Regions from separate parts of the Homo sapiens genome. Here region 2 is linked to region 1. A link is a loop called in an ENCODE intact Hi-C map of the cell type or tissue named here. Cell type or tissue: psoas muscle. All regions are shown on one strand.

Region 1 (8,000 bases):
CCTGAGATCAGGAGTTTGAGACCAGCCTGGCCAACATAGTGAAACCCCGTTTCTACCAAAAATACAAAAATTAGCCAGGCACGGTGGTGCATGCCTGTAATCCCAGCTACTTGAGAGGCTGAGGCAGGAGAATCGCTTGAACCCAGGAGGTGGAGGCTGCAGTGAGCTGAGATCGTGCCACCGCACTCCAGCCTGGGTGACAGAGATCCTGTCCCAAAAAAAGAAAAAGAAAAAGAAAAAAAGACAGTGATGCTCACATTGAGAACAGCAGCAGATCCATGACCCAGCTGTATGAGGTGTCAAGGAAGTGTAACTATTAACCAAACGAAGAAAACAGTGGTGTCCTGCCCAATGTGCTGGGATGAAAGCCACATATGTGGTGGATGAACAAGTTATTCTGAGAAACAAGACCAGGCAGTTACCTACCATCTAAAGCACTAGAATGTCAGTCCCCCCGCACCTCCCGGTAATCCACACCCCTTCAAATGAACCTTGTCCTGGCAGGTTTACTAGAGTTGCAAAATGCTTGGATCTGCAGGAATGCAAGCAGCAAGCACCTCACCCCACTAATTTGGCATTTCAAGCTCTTCTTCCTTTCTCTCTTTCTGCTTTGGAATTTTCATTAGAGTATGACATTTGACTCATTCTGAGAGCAAACATTATATTTTCTGGCTTTTCTAATTTGAAAAACAGATGGTCTCCTCACTGGCCCTAGGGAAAAAAGAAAAACTTGTTTTAACAATTTCATCTGGCTTCTACTTCTCATTTTCTAGTTTTCAAACATGTAATTCTATTATTACCTGTTGTATGTGAGGCTGTGGGCAGCCTCTGAAGTAGTAGGCTTCCTGCACAGCACTATGTCTGAGGGCCACACCTCATTCTCTCCCATCTTCACTGCAGTCCCCATCCCCATTGCCCACAAAAAGCAAAGTAAAAAATAACTCTAAATTATCATCTATGTTATAAGTATTGCTTCAAAACTTGTGATAAGAAAGCTGTAGGTCAGTCTTAGAGAAAATACAAAAACACAGAAACTGTTTTTCACATTATAGCTCCAACATTCCACAGGGATTTATATTTAGGCAAATATGTGTGTTTGGGTGAGCTTCTGGGCTCAACTTTAATCATTCTGAGAGAGAAAGAATCCAACCAGTTTAAACTAGATTTTCACTCTTTGTAACCCATGTGGCATTCCAAACATTTCTAAGCATTAGGATTACATCATTTTCTCTTTTTTTTTCCTTTAATACAAACAGCCATTATATTCTATTTTCACGACCTTTAAGTTCCCAATATCAAATTACCCAGCTGTTGTTTCAATCTCTCTTAGTTGCTAAGAGATGGTGATGGTGGCAGACCAGACCGATTTTCTTCAACATAGAATTGCAAGCTGACATAAGAGGGAACTAAATTCAGCCAGAGCACAATGAGCCCAACAGTTGGCAGCCAGGCTGTGTGTCTTTTCCCAGCTGCAGGAGACAGTTGGTGCAGAGAACCTCGTTGCCATCTCCCTGCCAACATCACTGCCATGTTTTCATGCATTCTCCACAATGCCTCTCAGCAAAGAGGGGCATTGCCATTTGCATTACAGGGATCAGTCTGCTGTAATATCGCCTCTCCTAGAATTAAGTTCTGTGGCTAAAGACCATGATCTTTTCTGGGTCAAGCCATTCTTTAGTAATAATAGAGAAAACACTTCTATTGAATGCGGTGGACAGCATTTATACTTGCCCTCCTCCTACCCCACCTTATGATCAAGACACTTATTTACCCCACCTGCTAAGCAGTGTTGACTGCTTATTGCTCTCAGCTGAGACCCTCCCTGGGACTTGCCCTCAGCTGCCTCACCCAAGGTCATGCCCTTCCCTGGGAGCTTTCCACATCCCATGTCTGCTAAATGGGAGGAGGTATAAAGCCTGGGGGAAAAGGGGAGCCACTTTAGAGTTCTGGGTAGGAATACTGCCATCTCTGTCACAGCTGCAGTTCAACTCCTCTCTCTGGTTGATTTACTTCCCTCACCTCTCAGAGGTGCTTTTCCCAAGAACTCACCCCAATAAACCTCCAGCATGTAGATCTCAGAGCCTCAGAATCCGATTCCTGGGAACCCAAACTATGACAAAAAGTAAATTCTCAAACCTCTCTTTTATCTTAAGGAACAATCCACTAGGTTTCTGTGTGCTGAAGTCTGAAAGAAATCTCATAGGGACTATTTTTCTTGGTTTACTCACAATTGTGCCAGCACAAAAATCCTGACCCAGAATGCTTAACACGCTGCGTTATCTGTGCTTCCTTAGCACAGATAACACAGTGTCCAGTGTCTTATTAGCCAAACTCCAGTCTAGAAGCAATGTCAACAGAATTACTGTTAAAATGGAGGTGAGACAGATAATAAAAACAGTTTATACCATGGATGGAGGTACATGTCTCAATGAACAATAACTGTGCAATGAAGATATTAGCTATAGCCCTGGTGGGGGGTACAGGATTCCACCTACCCAAATTGGGTGAGAGAATGTTGAAAGGGTTTACAATGAAAATTGAGTAAATGTATAATACACTTAGGAGAAAAGACAATGGCCTATGAAACTAAGTCTCAGCTCTCGCCATGGACTTGGATTCCCCCACTGACAAGAAAGACTTAAACTATTAAAAGGTTCAGCCTGCTAATTCACAGTTTAGGAAGTAGCACTATGATCTTGCTTTTGGTCCACAATTTCTTATTACTACCACCGTCCATAAACGCATTACAGAACTGGTCATGGATCAGATGACTTCTACTATCTTTAGCTGTGTGACTATGAAACACTAGGAAAATGTAGAAATACAGAGATAATGACATAAGCCTAACCCATGGTACTTAGTGCTAACTTTGGCAGTACATTTTATGATTATGGAGACAATCTTGGTGTTTATTATTTAAAATTATTGAAACGTTTTTAAAGAATCCAAAATACAAAACTGCCTTGAAGTTTTAATTTGAAATGTTGAATGGATATCGGCCATGATTTTAATAAAGGTAAGAATTTGATTAATTTTGTAATATGAAAGAACCTAGTTTATCATAGTTATAAATTTGGTTTATTACATTTTCAAAACTGGCCTAAGTTCACTGAAAGATTTGGCCTAGTTAGGTTTCTAAGTCTATCCTCATGTATCTAAAGTATTTGAGATTATTAGATGGATTAAAGGTCTTAGGAAAATTAACTAAATTTGTGAATGACATTCATTTGTTAAACTTATGAACTAATTCAACATTAACCAAAAATCAAATGGCTGTTACTGCTCTTGTAGTAAACTAACTAGATTTTTAAATAGAAGAAAGAGATGGGTAAAAGAAAATTTAGACTTAAGAAAAATCAAGCTTTAAATTTTCCAATTTATTCATAATTCTAGCTCTAAGTATTGCTTTCTACTTCAATTGTCAGGAATTATTTAAGCCTACCTCTATTGTCTGTTCAAACTACGATTCTATCATACCGAACTTAAATATTTTGTTGGCATTTGCATGCCCTAAAATTTCAGAGCTGGCAGTTTTCCTCTCAGCTGCTTTAAATGGCTCCCTGATTACTTTCCCCAGAGATGAAGCTGACAGATCCAGTGGGAAAGGACTGTGCCTTCTTTGTTCAGTTGCTGATGTGAGCCCTAACGACAGCAGTGATACAATTTACATTCAATAAGCCATGAGTCAGAGAATATCATCTAACTTTTTATGAGAATAAGATACTGTAAATTCAAACTTGTAATGAAAGACCTTACTCTTGGTTTGACTGCTGTTCAGTCTTCTGGCAGGGATGGGTAGGGTGGGATACAAGAAATGCCTGAAACATTGCTTCTCAAATCTTAATGTGCATCTGAATCACCTGGGGATCTTGTTAAAATGCAGGGAGACAAGAATCCTGCATTTCTAACAGTTCCCAGGTGTGGCCCAAGCGTCCAGTCCACAGACCACACTTTGAGTAGTAAAGCTCTAAATATCAAATAGCCTAGTTGATGTTTTGTGGGTTTTTTAGTGATGAAGATTCTGTTGAGGGTGGAGGAAAGGGAGTGATGGTATGTAAGTGCTAACCCTGGATCTAATATGACATCATTTTATATTAGTAATTATATTCAGAAGACTTGATGTTTTACCACTTAATATTTGTTCATTGGAAGAGCAACTGAACTTAAAGCAAATCAGTAATTTCCCAACATCTACAGCCTATTTTATTAGAAAATAAAAAGATAAACATCTGATTTGAAAAGCGATAAAATATGTCATATATGCATGTCAAGCATCAGTTCTGATCTTTAGGTAACTGAAGGCATAATCTTTCATTTTGGAAACAGACATAATGCAATCTCTGTATCATAACTTTAGAAACATCTCCGAGCAGCATGTCTGGCTGACGAGCCAAGACAAGTATAATAATAAAAAAAAAAAATTTGTGACATTAAAAATATCAGATCTCAAAAAAAAAAAGACATTCTTTTAACTAGCGAGGCAAAGAAAAATGGGAAAGCTATAAAAGCTTGTTTCTTTATCAACAGTAGGTGGTGCTACAATACAAGTAAACAGTAAATGTACAGCAAGTACTTTTCTTGTCAGCATTCAAATAATGATTTAGTTATTATTACACTTTCTTACAGATCAAGATCAAAACTGTCTTGACTTTATTATACAGATTATTGGACATGTTTTCAAAAGTTTTCTACTACCAAGAAACGCTAGGAATCTACTGGTAGTTTAATATGTCAAATAATCTAACTTTTTTTAAATGTATAAACTTTTGTGTGCCTATCTTGTTTTTAATTCTTCTTAAATTACTTGGGGGAATGCTAGTGATCATAGTTTGTTATACACTGGCATACCAAGGAGGTTGTGAAAATCTCCTCCGTTGGAGACTGTTGAAAAGCAACACAAAACCCTCTATTGCTTTCACAGGACTTCTTCAAAGCAAGTTGATGAACTTTACCAGGCAATGCCTAGAAATTATTTCCTGGCACAAAGTCTAGTGGCAGGACAGGAAAACACTTCCCCAGAGTTGCAACAGTTCTCACAGTACACCCCATGAGTCAGGGAGGTATGACAAAACAGACGAGGGATCAGCAAATTTTCTAGTGGAATGCCTAGTTAATACCTCTTCCAATAGCATTCATTACTGTAGAGTTTAGGACAGTTTTTCACACATTCCACTAGGCAGAGATTAATTTGGACTAAACCTACCTATTATTCATATATTATTAATAATCACTTAAAACAGATGCTCTAAAATCAGTATCCTAGAAATAATAATTTTGATGAAGGTGGAATAAGATTGTTAGAGCAAAGGGGGGCAAGTCCAATTAGAACGCAGGACATTTGAGGAATGGCAAGTCTTTGGAAGTGGTTGTGTTTCTGTCAGGGCTTTGATGAGACGAAAACAACATAAGGATATGGAGTACCTGGGAGAAAGAATGGAGGGACAAAGATGGGAGGAGGGAGGACAATAAAACATAACAAAAACAAAAATCCTGATTTGCGCTTTTGTCTTAAGTCATGGTAGCACAGATGTGTAAATTGCCAGGCTCTTTGTAACACTTGATCTATGCAAGAAAGGTAACATCCTGCAACATCCTGTGATTACAGGATGTCTAAAGACAGAGATCTAAACTTGAATCAACAAAGTCCCTGCCCTCAAGAAGCTCCCAATCTAGTGTTTCTCTGCTATACTTACAGAGGTGGGCTAACCTTTACTACATGAAAGAGCAAGGCATTGTCTCACAGGACTTTGGTCTATTCACTTCACAGATATAGAAAGCAAGTCATCCAGGGATGAAAACTAAGTCCCACAACTCAAAAGGCACAGAGTAGGAAATATTTTTGGCAAGAACTAGCTCTTCTGAATATGTCATTTAATTTTCTCTTCATTAATGTCATCAGTAAATATTAACAGAGTACCTACTGTGTTCAAGGTGCCAGTGTTTCTCTTAATCATTTTCAGTAGAAAAATCACAAGTTTTTCTAGATTCTGAATGCTGCTGTCTGGGCTCCTATCCTAGGGCTGCCTTGTGACAGCTCCCTTTGCTGGTTTAGTTTATCAGACTCTTTGAAAGGGAGATGACAATTAGGGTGAAAATGAGAGAGAAGCAACAATATCTATAACACATACAAGAACAGAAGGGCTGTAACCAGCAATTGAAAAGTCCCTTGATGACAAAGACTAGGGAGAAAAGGGAATATAGAAGAAGGGGATGAAAGGTGAAAAAAGAAGAAAATAGAAACTAAAAGCAAATAAAACCAAGAAAATTTAACATGTAATGGCAAAAGAAAAGAAACAGAGAGGTGCATCCTGAATGGAAGCTGAGGGAAATATTGGGGGTCTCATTGAAAAGTAAAATGTGTGATATTGCAGGAATTACAGACCAACTTCTTGGGATTCTGACCTCTTCCACACTGAAGATCAGAGGACAGGGAAGAGTTATCCAAACAACCAAAGAAAAGAACCATCCTGCTTTTTAAGACAGCATGGTTTATAGACAAGCAGAGACAAGATAGTGTCCGAGGATCCAGACTGGATTCCTGATTCTGACAATTTAGTTCCATGTCCTGGGGCAAATCATCACCTCTCTAAGATTCTGTTTCTTGTCCAAGAGAGTAATAATGCTTCACTACAGGTTTGTGAAAATCTTTATATAAATGGTAGTCATTCCATTTTTAAAACTTTTTATTATGGAAATTTTAAAACATACAAAAACAGAAAGAAGAGGATAATGAACTCCCATGTACCCAACACCCAGCAATAACAGGTATTAACTGTTGTCCAATCTTGTTTGTTCCTACCCACTCCCCCAACCTCAAATTAATTTGAAGCAAATCCTAAGCATCCTAACATTCTGTTTAAATAATATTTCAGTACATATTGCTAAAAGATAAGAACTCTTCTTTTTGTTTTTGTTTTTTTTTCCTTCCAACTTTTATTTTAGGTTCGGGGGTTCATGTGCAGTTTTGTTACATGGGTAAATTGTGTGTCACAGGAGTTTGGTGAAAAAATTGTCTCGTCACCGAGGTAATGATCAGAGTAACCAACAGGTAGTTTTTCCATCCGTACCCTCCTCCCACTCTTCACCTCAAGTAGGCTCTGGTGTCTATTGTTTTCATCTGTGTCCATGTATACTCTTTTCAAATACAACCACAATACCATTATTATACTTCCATAAAAATTAATACCTTTATATTATCAAATGTCCAATATATGTATATATTTCCTCAATTGTTTTGTTTTTATATATATACATATATATTAATGAATTAGTCTTGCTAAGAAAGAAAATATATATATATATATATAATCTTGTTTTTACAGCTTATATTTTGAATCAGGATCCAAAAAGGGTCTACACATCGATTGGTTAATATATCTCTTTTTTTTTTTTTTTGAACTTTAAGTTCTAGGATACATGTGCAGAACGTGCAGGTTTGTTACATAGGTATACATGGGCCATGGTGGTTTGCTGCATGTATCAACCCGTCATCTAGGTTTTAAGCCCCGCATGCATTAGGTATTGGTCCTAATGCTCTCCCTCCCTTTGTCCCCCACCCCCCAACAGGCTCTGGTGTGTGACGTTTCCCTCCCTGTGTCCATGTTTCTCACTGTTCAACTCCCACTTATGTGTGAGAACATGCAGTGTTTGGTTTTCTGTTCCTGCGTTAGTTTGCTGAGAATGATGGCTTCCAGCTTCATCCATGTCCCTGCAAAGGACATGAACTCATTCTTTTTTATGGCTGCATAGTATTCCATGGTGTACATGTGCCACATATTCTTTATCCAGCCTATCACTGATGAGCATTTGGGTTGGTTCCAAGTCTTTGCTATTGTAAATAGTGCTGCAGTAAACATACATGTGCATGCATCTCTATACAAGAATGATTTATAATCCTTTGGGTATTTACCCAGTAATGGGACTGTTGGGTCAAATAGTATTTCTGGTTCTAGATCCTTGAGGAATCCCCACACTGTCTTCCACAATGGCTGAAATAATTT
Region 2 (8,000 bases), 390 kb after region 1:
AGGGCGGGCGGGGGAATAGTTTGAGAAACCCCAAAATAGAAAAAAAAAAACTGTTGTCACCTTGCCCTCAAAAGGGTTTGGCTATTTGTTTGGATGAGTATGGTATTACCACCTCAATGGACAAAAGATCTCATGAAGTTGGCTCTAACAGGTTTTAAGGGAACTTCATTTCAAACACTGAGATAGTTCATATATATATACAAATTATCCATTGGCCCCTTACAACCAGATCAAAACTGTCCTCTATTAGCCAAGCAATTTTTTTTTTCAGTGCTAAGAACAAAAAAAATTTATTGTTTTTTTTCATGCTCCCACTAATAAACTAATGCCCAGTGTCTTCAATGATATGAAGGCTGTTTGAGTTAACTTAAAAATTCCTTTCAGTCTTAATATCTATGTCAATCATGCACATCTATTTTTGATGTAGGCTTACTTTCATGCAACTTGTTCTTATGATATCTAGCACCATGTTTATTTTTACTGATGAAGAAACCAAGACAAAAGTAGCAATAACCTACTAGAAATTATAAGGTTAGAAGGAAAATCTCTTCATTCCCAATCTTTTACTTTTTTAAGCAATAGTGCTGCTTTTAATAGCTTGCAATGCAGTCTCTCATTCTGCCTTTAAGATTGTCTTTAGGATAATCTTATAGAAATTATCTATATCCTTATAGAAATTAAAATTGTGTCAAAACAAAACTATGTTCACAACTAAGTTTTCTAAGGTATTTTACTAGACCATTCAAACACTGCATCCTCCTTTGCAAATCAAGAAAAAAAAAGTTCTACAAGGAATCTAAAAAAATAAAATCTCAATAAATCAGAACTAAAACATGTACCTTTTCACAAAATTGATGCATTCATTAATAAAAGGTATATATTTAAAAATATTTTATGCTTTTAAATTATACCATGTCAGGAAATTCCTAATGGTCCTATCTTTAAAATATATCCTTAACTTTTCAGTTTTTTCTACTTTTACTGCTCTCACCCATCAATATCTCTGGCCCAAGATTACTCCAAAGTCTTCTAAACTAACTCCTCTGCTTCACTTCTGCTCCCTTTTCCCAGTCTATTCATATCAGAGCAGCCAGAGTGCTCCTTTTAAAACATAAATCAGAGCTTCCCATTCTTTTGTTTAAAACTCTCGAGTACTGCTAAAAATAAAAAGCAAGTCCTGTCAATGGCTTACAAGATCTTCTCCAACCCTCTCTCACCTCTCTGGCCTCCCCTAATACTATTCTACCTTTCTCATTCTGCTTCAATCACACTGGAGGAAGACAACATGCTAAGGCATGTTCTTTGCACTTAACTTTTCACAATATCCCCAAAGATCCCCACTGCTAACTCTTTACCTTCCTAACTTACTATACACCTTATTTATGTCATTAACTCTATCCCTCTCCGCATCCCACTCTTAATAAAAGAGTCACAAGGCACAAATCTTTATTTCACCAGTATATCAAAAGCCTACAACAGTGCCTCCCACATAACAGCTACTAATTAAATGCATAAATCCTAATTTAAACTCAAATATTTAGTCAAAAATGAAACCATGAGAATGAAAGCTAACTACAATCTATAATAATGTACTTAGCCAGCATAACAATCTAATTTTATGACATCTTAAAAAAATTTTTTTTCAAAAGTGAAGTTGAGTACAACCCCAAATATAGTTAATTCAAAATTTTTGGCTGTTTAAAGACTTTAGTAAAATCACAAAATTTATGATAAGAAATTATATTTCCAAGACCTAATCACACAGAGGGAACTTTGTAATTACATGCTCTATCTTCTTTAAATCAAATAACTATCCCTTATGTAAACAAATATTCAAAAGAAACAAGAACAAAGCCCAAAGATTATCATATATTCTACAATCTTAGGCAAACTTTTTGCAAGCAGCTGAAGAATAAAAAAACAACTGCACACTAAAAGATGAATAATTTGTTCAGCAGCAATAGAAAACAACAACAAAAAGATGAACAGAGTGTAGTACTGATGCATTACTTTACTGTTTTTTGTTTGTTTTTGAGATAGGTCTCCTAATCTGTCATCTAGGCTGGAATGCAGTGGCATGATCATAGCTCACTGCAGCCTCGAACTCCTGCGCTCAGGTGATCCTCTCATCTCAGCCTCCTGTCTAGCTGGGACTCTAGGCATGCACCACCACACCCAGCTAATATTTAAAAATTATTTTTGTAGAGAGGGGTTCTCCTTATGCTCCCCAGGCTGGTCTCAAACTCCTGGGCTCAAGCAATCCTCTTCCATCAGCCTCCCAAGGTATGGGTATTACAGACGTGAGCCACCTCCCAGCCTGCCTTTTCTTAATGTTGCTATTTCTGGTAAATTTATCAATGCTGTGAAAAGTGAGAAGAAATCAAAAAGTCATTCTAACACACATAAAATAGCTAAGTAATTCAACAATGTAATACCTGTAGGAGAGTAACTCATATCCCATAATCTGTCTTTTTTTTTAAATAGGGTGTCACTGTCACCCATTCTAGAGTACAGTGGCAGGATCATAGCTTACTGCAGCCTCAAACACCTGGGCTCAAATGATCCTCCTTCCTCAGCCTTCTAAGCAGCTGCGACTACAGATGTGCACCACCACACATAGGTGATTTTTAAATTTTTTTGTAGAGAGTCTCACTATGTTGTGGTCTCAAAGTCCTGGACTCGAAATAATACTTCATCTTTGAACCACAGTTTATACCAGAAAGCACACAATTTGTATGTGAAATGAGCCCTAAAAAGTCATTATTCCTATGAATTAGTCTTGAAACAAGAATATAATCAGGCAAATGAAGAGAGAACCAACCTATTAAAAATTTGAACAATTTACGTGGTGACTAAATAACGTAGAAGCATTGGGATTTTGTTTTGGAATCAAATCTCCAGCAACAGTGCCTGATACACAGTGAGGGCTCAGTAAATATTTCATGAATAAATGACTCAATCTCCAGACTAAGAATAATCAGCTTCCAAACCGCTGGGTAATCCTGAAGTCACACTTGTAAACACAATTAACAAAAATTATGTACTGCTTTGGGCCCATTACATCTAGTACAGCAAAATATACTAACATAAAAAGTCCAGTTTTTTTCCCCAGGACTATAATGTGATCATTAACACACAATAGGGGTATATAAACAGTAAGTCTAAAGGTGTGTAGTACTTCAAGGAGGGTCCAAGTAGGCAGTACTCTGGGAGCTCCGCAAACCCACGCAGCAAAGGTAATTCTGCTTTTAACCATTTTTATCTTCTGATATTTCAATTTGTTTGAAAAAAACTTCACTGCTGAAAATATGTGAAAAACCAATGACCAAAACTATTCCCAAACACATTAACTTCTACCCTATTATTTAATGTACACCCTACTCTGATAACATGTTATTTCCCTGAGGCCTTGGTGTGCAAGTCATTCTAAATTCTTTCATTTCTGTATGGGAAACAGAAGGATCAAAGGTCATCCCATGTTCATCAACCTAGGTAAACAACTATAAGTATTTATTTACTGTGCTTAGCTACTATCAGTTTAACTTTGTCAGAGATTTTCAATGTATAAAGGTACATATAGGAAAGTCTACCAAGCCAGTAACTATGGCTTGGTAGTTCACCTTCCTTCCAGTGTCTGAGTCCTTTTCTCTCCACCTTGGAGAACCAAGAAGTGGGGAGAAGGGCATAATTTGATATGCAATATTACAATGCCATATAGTAGAGGAACCGTCATTTTCATCATACAAACAACTTTAGATACGGCTTAACAATTTTTAAAATGAGAGCACCTGATTGAATAAGAATATCAACAAGAGGTGTAAGCTTTAAAGGAAGTATGGATTAAGGGAAAAAAAGACTGAAAAGCACTTTCCACACTACATTAAAAAGCATAATAATAAACAGTACCATAGCCAAGGAGATAAAGGCAATGTGCTATACCATGGTACTAATAAATGCAACAGGAATTCAAAGAAATGAAAGTACAAGTTGAAATAACTCAGGGTTTGGAAAACTTTTTCTGTAAAGGGCCAGGCAGTAAATATTTTAGGCTTTGCATGCTGCACAGTGTCTGTCACACTACTCAACTCTGCTGTCATACTGCAAAAGCACTCATAGACTGTACTTAAATGAATGATCATGGTTATGTTACAGTAAACTTTACTTAGGAAAATTTGAATTTCATGTAATTTTCACATATCACAAAATATTCTTTTAATTTGCCCCCCAACCATTTCAAAATGTAGAAAGCCATTTTACAAAAATAGAGAGTAGGCAAGATTTGGCCCAGAGGCCATAGTTTGCAGACCCCTGAAACAGATGAATGGTTTCAATGAAGAGGAAGGATTTGAGTGAACCTTAAAAAATAGACGAGATTTGGATTGTAAAGTCGTCTCTCCAGGTGTACAATTAGGGTAGAATGGCTGACCACAGTACCCATGTTGGAAAGAAATACTGTTTTGAACATATAAGTTATGACCCTAGGTCTCAAGGGAAAACAAGAGTTAGACTTTGTCATAAGCAATAGAGAAGCCACTACAGATTAGTCTAGAGGAGGAATACAAGACTGGGCACAGAGCCCAAGAGATAGACAAATACTACAGGCTAAATGCACGTGAACTATCACAGAATTTAAAAGAGCAATCCAGCCAGGTGCAGTGGCTCATGCCTGTAATCTCAACACTTTGAGAGGCAGAGGCCAGCAGATCACTTGAGGTCAGGAGGTCGAGACCAGCCCGACCAACATGGTGAAACCCCATCTCTACTAAAAATACAAAAATTAGCCAGGCGTGATGGCGTGTGCCTGTAATCCCAGCTACTCAGGAGGATGAGGCAGGAGAATAGCTTGAACCCAGGAGGCGGACTGCAGTGAGCTGAGTGCCACTGCACTCCAGCCTGGGTGACAGAGCAAGACCCCATCTCAAAAAAAAAATTAATTAATTAATCAATAAAAGAGCAATGCAAGACAAAGAGAGCTTGGTAACTGGCTACTAGACATAAGAAATACAAGGCAACACATTAAGCCAGTGTTTCTTAATGAAAAACTAATCAGTTTCAGCAATAGATGGTGGTTCATTTCACTTTCAGGTGTTATTTCCAAAGACAAATGAAACCTCGGTAATGAAACAAGGCAAGTTCAGGATTATTAACATAAATTTCAGCATCATAAACTTCAGAAAATTACCTATGAGACCATTTGGTGTAATACTCTTATTTTCTAAAGAAAACATATGAAGAATTAGATACTTGGTTAATACAGAAGAGTAGAAATCTAGATCTTAAATTCTCTAGATCAGGGGTCCCCAACCCCGGTCTGGTAACCATCTGTGGCTTATTAGGAACTGGGCTGCACAGCAGGAGGTGAGGGGTGGCCTGGAAAGCGGGCATTACCACCTGAGCTCCGCCTCCACAGCAGCGATAGATTCTCAGAGGATCAAGAACTGTAGGTTGCTTGCTCCCTTTGTGAATCTAACTAATTAATGCCTGATGATCTGAGGGGGAACAGTTTCATCCCAAAACCATGCCCCCGGTTCCGTGAAAAAACTGTCTTCTACAAAACCAGTCCCTGGTACCAAAAAGGATCGCTGCTCTAGATTATAGTAATGTTAATTTTTTACTAGTTCTCTAAAAGAGATATTACCTTGGCTCTGAAAAGGTAAGTATAAAAAGAAACAATTTTGAATCAGTAAAAGAACATGATCAACAGAAAGAAAATGAACAAATTATGCCATATCAGAAGCCAAGGTGAGAGTTTTTCCAAGGCTGTTTGACAAACCAAATACAGTAACTAGACAAATAGTTATGCCAACGTTACGTGTTTATTTCTACATCACCCCTTCTATCACTCTTGCATTAATACCTTCTCCAAATCTTTCACTCTGGCTCATAAGGTACAAAACTGATGCTCTTACATCTTTTTTTTTTTTTTTTTTTTTTTGAGAAGGAGTCTTGCTCTGTCGCCCAGGCTGGAGTGCAGTGGCGCGATCTCGGCTCACTGCAAGCTCCGCCTCCTGGGTTCACGCCATTCTCCTGCCTCAGCCTCCCAAGTAGCTAGGACTACACATTTTTATATTTTCTTCCCATCTGCTAATCTGTCCTCTACTTACCTGTGCTTTCAGTCCACACTGTCATTAACTTCCCTAAATGTCTTTTTCCCCCTTCATTATCCCAATTGTATGCTACTTCCAAGTAATACTTTCCTTTAGCTAAATAACTTTCTACTAACTTTTAAATCAGTATGTAATCCAAGTAACACTTCCTTTAGCTAAATTCCTTTCTACTAACTTTTAAATCAGTATGTACTTCCCTAAATATACCTCAAATTCTTAAAGTGTCATGCTTGCTGTCTCTCCACAGAAGTTAAAAGATCTTTTAAGGGAGCAATATTTTATACTTTTTGTATCACTCAGTGCCTAGCTGCTCAATAAAATATTGGTCAGGGATAATAAAATAGGCTAAATCTAATCTAACACTAGAAAAATGAATATCCATTTTTACCATTAACTCTTCATGATGAAAAGCTTGAGACTCTAAGCAAGTAACATACTAGTCATTTTAACCACAAAATTACAAGGTTATGCTCTTTTTCCCAAGTAATAATTCTATGAAGTAAAACACAGATATGACCAAGCATCAACAATCTGTTTCATTTCCCTGCAAATCTAAAGTACTGTAGACAGCTTCCAAAACACAGTGGGGGGAAAAAAAAAATTATCCTTTTTGGTCTCTCTTACATCTAAACTCCTGCTTGCAATTAAAACTCAAAATGTTTCTTCTTCTATGAATGATTCCCAGAGGTCCTGAGGAAAACAGGCATTCTCTTTCCTGCACCTCTTAATACTTTTAACTATTTACTCCTTTATACAGCTTGAGCTATTATACCTATATCTAATTTATCTTGGTATTTCCAGGGCTAGGCACATAGTAAGTGCTAAATAAAAGTAATCTGAACTAATGAATAACGAATCAGAGACTTAAAAAAAATTAATGCAGATCAGTTTTGTTTTTTTTTAAGGGGAATTTTTTTTTTAACTTTGAAGTTCAGGAGTAGATGTGCAGGTTTGTTTTAAAGGTAAACTCATGTCAAGGGGGTTTGTTGTTACCCAGGTATTAAGCCTAGTACCCATTAGTTATTTTTCTTATATTTAAATAATAAATATTTTTCTTATATTTAATTAAGTTAAATATTCTTATATTTAAATACAATACACTTAATACATGAAAATAGAAGCTGTCCTGGTTTGGGAGGGTGGGTTGTCATAGGAAGTCTCAAGGCATCTAGGAAAAAAACCCACAGGAATCCAAGGAACAGAGTTTGAAAACCAATTAAAGTTCATACTTAAAATTCTTAGCATTGAAGCATTTTTCTTAATTTCTAATATGGTTTTTCCTATTTCAATAAAATAATCGACAAAAGCCTGCACTTAAAACAAGAGCCTGATTACTCAAATTACTGAATGATGAATCTACTGATGTTTCTTCACAGGTCTTTTAGAAATTAAATTCCCTTGGTGTACTTTAAATATATAATACAAGTATCTTTTAGGAACATAGACATCACTAAAACAACACTGTACAATGCTTCTTCAGCCAATTATATTACTACACACCTTCTTGGTATGCAAAGAAAAAACTGTGGACCATACAACCCAAATAAATAGTTCTTAAAATAGTATCTATGGAAACTACAGTTGCGACAAAACTTATTCTGTAGCTACCAAGAAAATCTCTATTATGCCATTTCATATTTAAGAAGTGACCACTAAAGGCCAACACTCATCTTACATCCTGCCAATGTTGGTAAAGTTTAGTAAAGTCTTTATGAGACCTAACTTTTTCTTCAATTAAAAAAAGTGAGTTAGAAAACTTATTATCGCTACTTCAAATCCAAAAAAGGAATGCAAATACAATATTCATTCCTTAAATAATCTTAACTTTCAAGGTCAAAATAACTCTCCAAAAAAATGACTGTGCTAATATGCTTTTCAAACACAAATAAGAAG

The links. Peaks named below come from ENCODE experiments on the same cell type or tissue, not always from the same donor. Only the 100,000 strongest peaks of a DNase experiment are listed, where the experiment ranks them.
Region 2: a loop joins it to region 1, with 5 times the contacts of the local background. A loop is called at or near these places in 46 of 110 quality-filtered maps.

Annotation. Positions count from the first base shown.
Region 1 is chr14:32,466,135-32,474,134 of GRCh38, reverse strand. The region is part of intron 2 of AKAP6 (A-kinase anchoring protein 6); the gene reads right to left. Among named protein-coding and RNA genes, the nearest start is that of AKAP6, 140 kb to the right of the region's middle. In psoas muscle, a CTCF peak has its summit at 4,531 (motif pointing right); a DNase peak (open chromatin) is centred at 374; H3K4me3 peaks cover 1,114 bases; H3K27ac peaks cover 5,321 bases.
Region 2 is chr14:32,079,484-32,087,483 of GRCh38, reverse strand. The region is part of intron 1 of ARHGAP5 (Rho GTPase activating protein 5); the gene reads right to left. Among named protein-coding and RNA genes, the nearest start is that of ARHGAP5, 6.2 kb to the right of the region's middle. In psoas muscle, no CTCF peak of the experiment used is centred here; no DNase peak of the experiment used is centred here; H3K4me3 peaks cover 218 bases.